3 separate regions of the Homo sapiens genome follow, and all the other regions are linked to region 1. A link is a contact called in ENCODE Hi-C data. All regions are on one chromosome and are shown on one strand. The core of a region is the stretch at or near the end of the contact, and the rest is flanking DNA. Distances in the headings are between cores, read along the strand shown. Region 1 holds the start of LINC00237 (long intergenic non-protein coding RNA 237). Region 2 holds the start of LINC01726 (long intergenic non-protein coding RNA 1726). Region 3 holds the start of INSM1 (INSM transcriptional repressor 1).

Evidence for each region. Hi-C counts contacts between places; a loop is a spot of excess contacts on that map. Pooled maps may share reads with other maps.
Region 2: a map of naive thymus-derived CD4-positive, alpha-beta T cell shows a loop between it and region 1 (13-fold over the local background). The contact joins the promoter of LINC01726 here to the promoter of LINC00237 in region 1. A Hi-C loop is called at or near these places in 1 of 168 maps with a recorded cell type or tissue (naive thymus-derived CD4-positive, alpha-beta T cell), 14 of 37 single-sample maps with no recorded cell type and 12 of 50 pooled maps.
Region 3: a pooled map shows a loop between it and region 1 (10-fold over the local background). The contact joins the promoter of INSM1 here to the promoter of LINC00237 in region 1. A Hi-C loop is called at or near these places in 1 of 168 maps with a recorded cell type or tissue (naive thymus-derived CD4-positive, alpha-beta T cell), 14 of 37 single-sample maps with no recorded cell type and 12 of 50 pooled maps.

What each region holds. Positions count from the first base shown.
Region 1 is chr20:21,104,236-21,107,650 of GRCh38, forward strand. It overlaps LINC00237 (long intergenic non-protein coding RNA 237), which reads right to left and starts at 2,123. Exons shown (of 2, transcript NR_190203.1): 1 at 2,036-2,123.
Region 2 is chr20:21,702,294-21,705,779 of GRCh38, forward strand. LINC01726 (long intergenic non-protein coding RNA 1726) reads right to left here and starts at 1,292. Exons shown (of 5, transcript NR_109878.1): 1 at 1,029-1,292. It overlaps PAX1 (paired box 1), which reads left to right and starts at 3,371. Exons shown (of 5, transcript NM_001257096.2): 1 at 3,371-3,486. The coding sequence starts at 3,420. RefSeq lists an enhancer at 610-1,214.
Region 3 is chr20:20,366,197-20,369,469 of GRCh38, forward strand. It overlaps INSM1 (INSM transcriptional repressor 1), which reads left to right and starts at 1,908. Exons shown (of 1, transcript NM_002196.3): 1 at 1,908-3,273. The coding sequence starts at 2,072. RefSeq lists an enhancer at 1,001-1,771.

The DNA.
Region 1 (3,415 bases), core at 873-3,372:
TATAAGGGGGTCAGTTTGTGTCTGAGAGCAGCACAGATGAGGAGCAAATTTAAGGAATGATTTTCATAACAAGGACAAAAGCGGCATGCGGGAACCAGAGCGTTGGCCTTTGGTCAGGTCAGTACCCCGAGGTGGAGCGTCAGCAGTAATATCAGAGGCTGCTTCTCCTTAAAATGACTCCGGCTGCAGAGGCGGCCGCAAGCAACAGCCTTGTCCATAAATCCTCTTTAGTTACCACTAACTCACCTTGAGGGGAGTGGCCTCCTCTCAGGGCCTTTGGGCCAGGACAGAGAGGTGCGGCCCCTGGAGAAAGATGCAACCAGGTCTGCAGCCGCTGGGGGCCCAGGACGCGGGGCAGCTTCGGAGCACTTCTCCTCTGCCCCCCACCCTCCAACCCCTGACTTACTGTTTTTTTTCCTAAGAAGGGTTTTGTGTGTTCCAAATATCCTGGAATTGCAGTCACAACCTACATCCTCTGCTAATTTGGGGCATTTCAGGCTGAGCCTCCTAGAACCAATTTGTGGCTTGTTTCTGCTCTAGCTAGGCAGGTTTTGTTTACATATTCTCTCTGGGTGTTTTGAGAGGACACACACAGACAGACACACAGACACACAGGCGCGTACACACACACTCATATATTTTTTCTATACTGTGACCTCTGTTTACAAGCCCATTTGGTTGTTCATGATTTTCCCCTTCCTTGGTGTTACCTCCAAATATCTGGAGAAGCTGGGAGAGAAATGGTCATGGCTGCATATCCAAGGAGCCCAACCTAGGAAGCTTCCATCTTTGTCTAGGAGGAAGGTTCGGCCACTGCACCTGGAGCCCGAAGCACCGGACACCAGGCGCGCCGTTCTGGCGCTCTGCAGGGCCTCTCTGGGTGAAGGAAAGCGGGCAGCCTGGGTTCAGCCCACCGGGTCCCCTTTCGAATGCCATTTCCCAGCTGAAAATCCAGCCAGCACAGCCTGGACGCCGAGCCCTCTGGAGCCCTGGTCAGGACGCTTTAATTTTCACCCTCCCGCTCTGGGTCTGAACAACCCCCCCGTCCCCCGCCCCCCACCCCAAGGTGTTGTTTCCTAGGGTCTTCTGGGGACATCCCTACCTGTCGAGGGCCTGCCCTCCTCGGGCTAAAAGTTCAGCCCTTCGACAGAGCCATGGAATAAGAGGCGACTCTCCCTGTGTCCCGCAAGTGGTTTCTCGAGGTACCCCTCTGAGGCTGCAGCCCCCGGAGCAGACCTGGCTCTGCATAGCAGCAAAAGCAACCGCCTACCTGGGCCGGGGCAGGACTGTGCCGCGGCGGCAGGGACAGTGTGAGCGCCGCCGGCCCCCTCACCCGGCGAGGGCCCTGCGCTCACACTTCTTCCAGGGGAAGGAGTGGCCACGCCTGAGCCCCCCTAAACGACCTCTTCAGGAGAAAAGAGTGCCGGCCAGGAGTCCCTCCAGTAACCTCAGTTTAGATCGGGTTTTCGCGCCTCCCCTAGGAATCCGGCTGGAAACCCCGGAGACTCTGCGCCTAGAGTTTTGCGGGCGTCTCTCTGCCTCCCCGCAGCTTCCGGCTCTCGCAGGCTTCATCCACTCCCTCTTCCCCCGGACCTGCCTGAACCCCGCCGAGCACTAGGCAAGGCCGGGCTCTGCGGGCTGGGGAAAAGAAGGGGCTTGGGGTGGCCCAACCCGACCGCCACCTCGGCCCGGCCTGCGGGGAAACCCCACAAAGTCAAGGCGCGGGGCGGGGTCGGGGGGATGGGATCCAGAGAGAGACTCAGAGGGGCGCCCCTTCCCCCCAGGGGTCTCCGAATCCTAGGGACTCTCTAAGCCCCCGTGGCAGAGAAAAGAGGAATTTTTAAAAACAAATCTTCCCTTGCCTGAGGCCATTTTCCAGCCTTCCACGCGCCTTTGCCGGGGAAAGAGTCGATGACTCGCCCTGCTCATCGGCTCAGACCAGAGCTACCCTGAGCCCACACCTCTCCTCCTCTCTGCAAGACATCCCTTCCGCCACCCCCAGTCCCGCCGTCCTCCCCTCTCCAGACCCACTGACCTTGGGAAGGCGCAGACCCACCGCTCGCCAAGCCTCGCCCCGCACTGTGCACGGGAAGAGGGGGCTCCGCGCGCAGCCCAGTCCGGTTAGCTGGTCGGCGTCGGCGGGGCTGCCGAGGTGGCGCAGAGCTCCCCTCCCCCACGCCTTATAATTTAATCACACGCGATATTAAATTATCAAGCTGCTCATTAATCATCACGCGAGTTATTGGGACTGAACACGCCGCCGCGTGTTTTGACAGCCCAGAACCATTCGCGGGGGTCGGGGTGTGTCTGGGTTTGGGGGCTGGGGGATGTCTAGCCACTCTAGAGAAACACTGCGAGCCCCACGCGGGCTGGTGGAGCCTCTTGCCTGGAAAAAGATGTGGAAACGCGCAGGCTGGGCGTCAGAGTTTGGTTGAGGGTCTGTCAAAAGCCCAAACGTAACCCTCCCAGGCCACTTTCCTTAATATTTGGATTTTGATCACGATGATTAAGACAGCCGGTGATGTGTAATCAACAGCATCTTAATTTGCAGTTTTTCAGGAGGGTGAATTTGACCTGACTCTGAGCATCTTCATTGCCCAGTGTGGACGGTGTGAAGTTAATGCGGTTGAAATACAGAGGGAATCAGATCACCGATGTCATTTCAAAGAATAACTTTTCCCTGATTCAAAGGGTCTCTCTTGCCTTTCACATACTACAAATGTGGAGAGAGAGACATAAAGAGTTTTAAAAATTAAATTCTTAATTTGGGGTATTCATTTTTAAAATGATTTACGCGTTTCGCCCTGGAGTGGTTAGAACCTGGTTTTATTTTCTAGGGTTTTATTTTTCCTTTTCTCTATTTCAATTAAAGGAATCTCTTTAAATGAATAAACCAATTAAATGAAACTTCTTATGATTTCATTCCATACAATAGAAGAAACAAATGATCATTAAAAGTTGTCTTAGTGTTACAAAGGAGAGTAATTAATTCTCAGCATTCACACCAGCAAAACGATAAACAAGAGGGAAAACATCCCCCAACTCTGGAAGAGGTGGTGTAGATGTGAATCTGCAAACCAACTTAAAAATATATATACCTAGTTTGAAATTAGTCTTTGGAAGAAATGTAATTCCCAAATTAAGTCTTTTGCCACCTTAGCATAAACCAAGGCTAGTTTTTAGCGGAAGACCAGTTCCTCTGGGCAAGAGCTGTGAATTTCAATAAGTTGGCAAGCCAAGTTTTCTACACAAATCAGAGATTAAATCAAGTTGTTTTCCCTTTTTAAAATATAAAGTATAAACAAATACCAAACTGGGGCATGTTCCAAATCCTCTGCAGCTAAATTGCATTTAACTTTTCCACCAGAAAATGTGATCAATTTAGTAAGCCAATAAGTACATAAATACTACCCCC
Region 2 (3,486 bases), core at 42-2,541, 600 kb after region 1:
CACCTGTGTTTTCTGCCCTCTGTTACTTCCCGCAAGAACCGAAATGCGCACCTGTATGCCCAAGTTGGACTTAAATCAGCTTTTTCTTAAGGTTTCTCCTGGAGTCCTTGAAATGCATGGGCCCGGGGAACATCCCGGCCTATTGCTTGTTTTAACTCCCGGAAACAAACCCACCAAAAATCAAAGCCAAGTATGAGACATGAAGTGGGGGCGACTGTAGCTCCAAGAGCGGCCCTGTCACCGAACCCCTGGGTGTTTAGCAGTGTGAAGTTTCGGGTGTTGAGTTCACGGCTCAGGTGGCGTGCAGCAAGGGAGTTCTCATCAGTAACCCCCCTTGCCGCCAACCCCCAGTCCCCAGAAGGGCAGGCACCCCTTCGCGCCTCCTTTTTGACTCCCGCTTTCGGCAAAGAGTTTACCTCTCTTTCTTTTCCTGCCTTGGGAAAACTGGGCGAGGGCCCGAAGCCTCTGGGGTACCCTCAGATCCATCCTCTGCCCTGCTAGGAGTCCAGCCCCAGGCGGAGGAGTTTTGCCCCAGGTTTCTGAGTGCGCCCTCAGCTAACAGGCTCCCGCGACCCTGGAAGCGGAACTTTGTTGCACTCCGCTTCCAGAGGACGCTGAAATACGGTGCCAAACCCAGCCAAGCAAAAACGCAGAATCCGCGAGCTCTTTACCTCTGTGCGCTCAGCGCTGACTAGTAGCTGTCCCCGGGCCATGGAGAGGGCTAAGCTGCCTCCTTGGGAGGTGGGAGAGACGTTTCTTTTCCTTCTGCAATCTCATCTTAGGGCCATCTCTCACCAAGCCTAGCCTGCAGCTCGGGAACCCGCGATACCCGGCCGGGGGACGACAGGGGGCGACAAACTGTAAGGTTTTCCCTATGCCCGACCGTGCAGAAGGCTGCAGCGAGGGCTGTGTGCTCCCGATCGCGCACAGCTGGCTGCGGGAAAGGGGCCAGGATTGAGACGAAGGCTCGCGGACTCTGCTACCGGGGAGAACCACCCCCTCTCATCGTGCGCAATCCCCAGACTCACCCCTCTACAGTAGCCCCCAGCCACGGGCGGCCTTCACGGGGACGGGGGCGGAGTTTTGTCCTGGACTGCGACTCCTTGCCACTTTTCCAAGCTCGGCAGCAGAGGTGGGGTGGACGTTCCCCTGAAAGGGTAGTTGGGCGAACCAGCTCTCACGGTGTCACGACCGGCTTTATTTCCTCGTCTTTAGAGTGTGCCTGTTGACTCCTCACCTACTGGGGGGAAGAAGCGGCTTTAGCTGCTTTTCCGGATCACGAGTATCCACTGGACTGAGGCAGGGATGTGGCGTTCCTTTATCTCAGAGACTCCAAGGTCTGGAAATCAACCTTTCTTGGTATCTCGCGCCCGACGAAGCTAGCAGATTCCGCAATGGAGAGCACTGGGCAGGGTGCGTCCCCACTCCCCGCACCCCCGGAGCCCCGAGCATACTGTGCGTGCTTAGTCCTCTCTTCGCTGCCTTCGCGGAACTCCTGGCTTAGGCGTGCCCACTTTAATCCAAACCATTCCCTTTCCCTGTTCCTTACTCCAAACCTACGCTGTCATGGACAGGCCTAATCTTCTACATAGCTTCCCCTGCTCCCACTCTCGCACCCTCCTGCCAGTGCACTGACCCTCAAACCTCCTCCAGGTCTCCAGGACCTCCCAGAGCCAGAGACTGTACTGTGTTCATGCCGCCGGAGAGGAAGAGTTCACTTCTTTTAAACCTGATTTTTCTTTTTCCAGGAGTAATTCTTGTCTGTGGCCCCACCGCGTGCTCTCTCTAGAGAGTCCAGGAATTATGAGCCAGTCACTCCTGACAGATACATTTAGACAGGTGGATTAGGAGCCAGGGATGCTCTCTGGCCCTACAGCGGAGGCAAAGGGGTCGGGGCCTCCGCAGCCATGGCTCCCCAGGGTGGGCTGATAGGGTCCATGTGCTCCTCAGCCACTGTCACCGCGCTGGCGCCATACTCAACTCTGGGTGGCTAAGGAGAGCTAGACCCTTGGGGTGGGCAGGAGGGAGGGGAAGAGGGTTCTCTCCTCCAGGGGAGCGCTGGGAGTCTCAGAAACCTCGGCTGTTCCTACTCTCTCCCCTATGCCCTCTTCCTGGTCTAGCACATTCAGCCCAATGCCTTTGGTGCTTACTGGGCTCAACCTCAGAGCTCTCAGATCCTGACCCCCTCAAATCAGTTCATGTTCAAAACCACGAGTTTCCTCCTCTTGGCCCTCACCGCATGGCTCCCGGACACAGTTAGCTGCACAGGTTGGGGAGTTCAGAACTGCTTTGGTGCAGGGTAGAAACAGAGAAATTGTTGATGTTCAATCTCAGGGGTGAATAATTCAGGGCTGCGCAAAACCTCATTTAAATGAAGGAGAAATGACCATTCTGTGGTTTAACAGAGACTTCCTGAAGCTGCAGGTGCTGGGAGAAAGACGAGGCCAGGCCACCTGGGATAGAGTGGTGCGAGATTCCACCGCCAGGGAGAAAGGAACTTGTCCTTCAGACCTAGAGCTGGAGCTATGCATTTGGCCTCCCGCCGGTCGCGCTTGGGGACAGGAGGGCGCCGGATCTATGCGCCCCTTAGCAGCAGATCGGGATCCTTTTGCCTCCTGCCCCTTCTGTCACTGCTTGGAGAGGGATGAGTTCTGGTGGCTGGGCCTGGCTGTAGGAGACAGGATTTGGACCGTGCCCCTCTCGCATCACCGAAATCACCCCCACTATTCCAAGAGTGGTTGGCTATTAAACGTGAAGATTTCCTGAGAGAAGGATTGAGGACCTGGCCAGGAATGGGACACAAGTTCCGCCTTGTGTCTTCCTGACAGGAGCCCTGCACCGCGCTGGACGCTCACCTTGACACTCCCAGCCAGCTGGGGTACTGATCCCACCCTTCCCCGGCCGCTGCCCCGGGAGTGGGGAGGTAGAGAGAGCCACACCCGAAACACCTTTCCACGATAAACTTTTATTCTCTATCTTATTATTAATGGTGGCGGAAATAAAACTAAAACCAAAACGAAAACGAGTACTAGTACTAACACACTAATCAATTTGAGATGACTTCCCCCTCATTCCCAAAGCTAGAGGAGGAAGGGGGCTGAAAGGGGCTCAGAGCAGTGGAAGGTCCCAGGCCCAGCTGGGGTTGGGACGTGTGTGTGTGTGTGTGTGTGTGTGTGTGTGTGTGTGTGTGTGTAGAGGGGTGGGTTCCGGGGGGGTGGTGGAAGAGGGCCGAGGGGGGAGGATAGAAGGAGGGGGTAGAGTTTCAGGGCGGGGAGGGGGGCGCTGGGGCGCAGTGACGGGAACCAATGAGCTGCCAACTCGCGCGTCTCCGGCGTGACTGCCGAGATTGACGTGGAGGACACGTCAAATTGATTCCCGCACGCTGCAGCCTCCCGGTCAGACGAATTTCTCCCAATCGGATGAAGTTCACCCTGGGCCTGGGGTCGCGGGCGTGGAGAGTGTCCTGGGAGGGGGCAGCAGCGGCGG
Region 3 (3,273 bases), core at 658-3,157, 740 kb before region 1:
GTGTGTGAGTTAAAATATTACAAACATAAAATTATCAAATATCTTTCCCTTGATTAACCAACCTGATTAACCCCTTAATTAATTAAGCCTAACAACTGTCCCCATCACAACTTATGACTCATGTGGACTCTATTTTTACATGTTTAATTTCTACGCCAGGGTATTTTCAGAGGGAAAATCCAAAACAATTAAATACCTTCAGTGGAATTAAGCGTAAGTAAAACTCAGCAAAATCTGTCTGGTATACAAAGCTTTGCAGAAAAATGTTTCCTTCTCTTTCAATAAAGTGACATTTTCCTCACAGCATATGACATTTTATGTGGCTTGGCTATTTGTTCCCCAGTGTTGGACGATCAGGGCCACTACGCACTCGTGGGGTTCTCTGCCCTGTCCCCCGAAGATTCTGCCTTTTGTGTTTCCTCGGGGCTGGGCTGGACAGAGGATGGAGGCAGGCGGCCCAGTCTGGGTCCAAACGGAACGGCAGCGGAGGTGGGGGTGGGGGTGGGGGCGGGGGGAATCTTCGCTGTTGTCTCTTCCTGGTGGCACAGGGGAGGCGGCTTGTCCTCTCGGAGGCCTCAGCCTGCCTCAGAGTACAGATTGCCCCCCCTCCCCCCGTCCAGCACGCGTCTCTTTTGCGTCCAGATTGGCCGCGACCGGAGCTCAATAGCAGGAGGTTAATTTCCTTCACAAAGGTGAAGGGGGCACGGCTCCGTGGGGGCTGCGCCCAGACAGGCAGCCCCTTTATTTCGCAGCGCCTTGATTGGAGCCCTTGATTTAGCATCTGATGTCAACCGGCAAACAAAATGCCCGCTCGGAATGAAAATGCATGAGGCCGCGCGGGGAGGAGAAAGCCAACTTCACTGGGGCGCACGAGGCCGACCGCGCGTTTCGGGCTTCGGCCAACTCGACCCGGATTAACCGAGCCTTGGACCACGCGGAAGCTCCGGGCGGCCTGGGTCGGGCCCCGCCAAAGATGCCATTCCCAAGCCTCCAAGAACCCAAAAGTTCAGAAATTCACGTTCCTCTGGGAACCCAGCCCAGCCCGCCCGCGCTCCAATCCCGCGCTTTCGGGAGACTGAGAAGGCCGTGCCAATTCCTTCTCAAACTCGAAAGAAACCTTCTCTAGCCCCGTGGGCGCGCGGAGGCTGCGAGCACAAACATCGCCCTCGGCCACTGCCAGAAGGCCGGGCCCCCTGTCCACACTTGGAACCCCGGGGAACCCTTTTGCTTGGCCTCTTGGGTCCAGCGGCCCATCCGTCCAAGGTCCGGGCGGAGGCCGTCCGGACCCTGCTGCTCTCTCGGATTCTTGTTTATTTCCCAAACACCACGCGGAGCCACTGCGCCTCCGCAACGATCTCCCCCGCACCGCCCCGGCGCGCCCCCGCCCCCACCCAATCAGCGCGCACAACTTCCCCCTCGGCTCCGGCTCGCGGATTGAACCCTCCTGACATATTTGGGGCCATTCTTCTCCTTTGTTGCTATTTTGCTAGCGACCCGCGGGTAATCCCCGCGCGGGAGGGGGGCGTGCATTGTCGCGCTGATGGACGGGCCCATTTGGCGGCTCCGCGCCCCCCGGAGGAGAGACACAAAGCCCAGGCACGTGCGCCTCCCCATAGAGAAGCAGCAGACCGTGAAGGGAGGCGGGGCCGGGCGTGTGCCTGGACCGGGCGGGGCGGCGGCGCCGGGCGGGGCGACCAGGGGCGCGCGCGGGGGCCCCGCGCCCTCAGGTACATCTGCCGCACCTACCGGGCGACCCCCGAGTCCCGGCCCCCTTTTGGCCGCCCCATCGCCCTCCCACCCTGCCAGGCTGAGGAGCTGCGGACGCGCTGATTGGCTCCAGGGGAAGCGGGAGGCGAGAACAATGGCCCCCTCCCCCCGTTAAAAGGGAGCGGCTGCCGGGCCCGGGGACAGGGACGCGCGTGCAGGGCGCAGAGCTGGGCCGAGCCGTCGCCGGCGCCACGCGAGTCCCGCAGCCGCCGCGCCCGGGCAATGGGCCGGGGGCACTGAGGGCCGCCGGGGCCGAGCGCGGAGGGGGGACCGAGCCAGTGCCGTGCCCTCGGGCCGCGCCAACATGCCCCGCGGCTTCCTGGTGAAGCGCAGCAAGAAGTCCACGCCCGTTTCCTACCGGGTCCGCGGCGGCGAGGACGGCGACCGCGCACTGCTGCTCTCGCCCAGCTGCGGGGGCGCCCGCGCCGAGCCCCCGGCGCCGAGCCCGGTCCCCGGGCCGCTGCCGCCGCCGCCGCCCGCGGAGCGCGCCCATGCAGCGCTCGCCGCCGCGCTTGCCTGCGCGCCTGGGCCGCAGCCACCCCCGCAGGGCCCGCGGGCCGCGCACTTCGGCAACCCCGAGGCTGCGCACCCCGCGCCGCTCTACAGTCCCACGCGGCCCGTGAGCCGCGAGCACGAGAAGCACAAGTACTTCGAACGCAGCTTCAACCTGGGCTCGCCGGTCTCGGCCGAGTCCTTCCCCACGCCCGCCGCGCTGCTCGGAGGGGGCGGCGGCGGCGGCGCGAGCGGAGCTGGCGGAGGCGGCACCTGCGGCGGCGACCCGCTGCTCTTCGCGCCCGCCGAGCTCAAGATGGGCACGGCGTTCTCGGCTGGCGCCGAGGCGGCCCGCGGCCCGGGCCCCGGCCCCCCACTGCCCCCTGCCGCCGCCCTGCGGCCCCCGGGAAAGCGGCCCCCGCCCCCTACCGCCGCGGAGCCGCCCGCCAAGGCAGTCAAGGCCCCGGGCGCCAAGAAGCCCAAGGCCATCCGCAAGCTGCACTTCGAGGACGAGGTGACCACGTCGCCCGTGCTGGGGCTCAAGATCAAGGAGGGCCCGGTGGAGGCGCCGCGGGGCCGCGCGGGGGGCGCGGCGCGGCCGCTGGGCGAGTTCATCTGCCAGCTGTGCAAGGAGGAGTACGCCGACCCGTTCGCGCTGGCGCAGCACAAATGCTCGCGCATCGTGCGTGTGGAGTACCGCTGTCCCGAGTGCGCCAAGGTCTTCAGCTGCCCGGCCAACCTGGCCTCGCACCGCCGCTGGCACAAACCGCGGCCCGCGCCCGCCGCCGCCCGCGCGCCGGAGCCAGAAGCAGCAGCCAGGGCTGAGGCGCGGGAGGCACCCGGCGGCGGCAGCGACCGGGACACGCCGAGCCCCGGCGGCGTGTCCGAGTCGGGCTCCGAGGACGGGCTCTACGAGTGCCATCACTGCGCCAAGAAGTTCCGCCGCCAGGCCTACCTACGCAAGCACCTGCTGGCGCACCACCAGGCGCTGCAGGCCAAGGGCGCGCCGCTAGC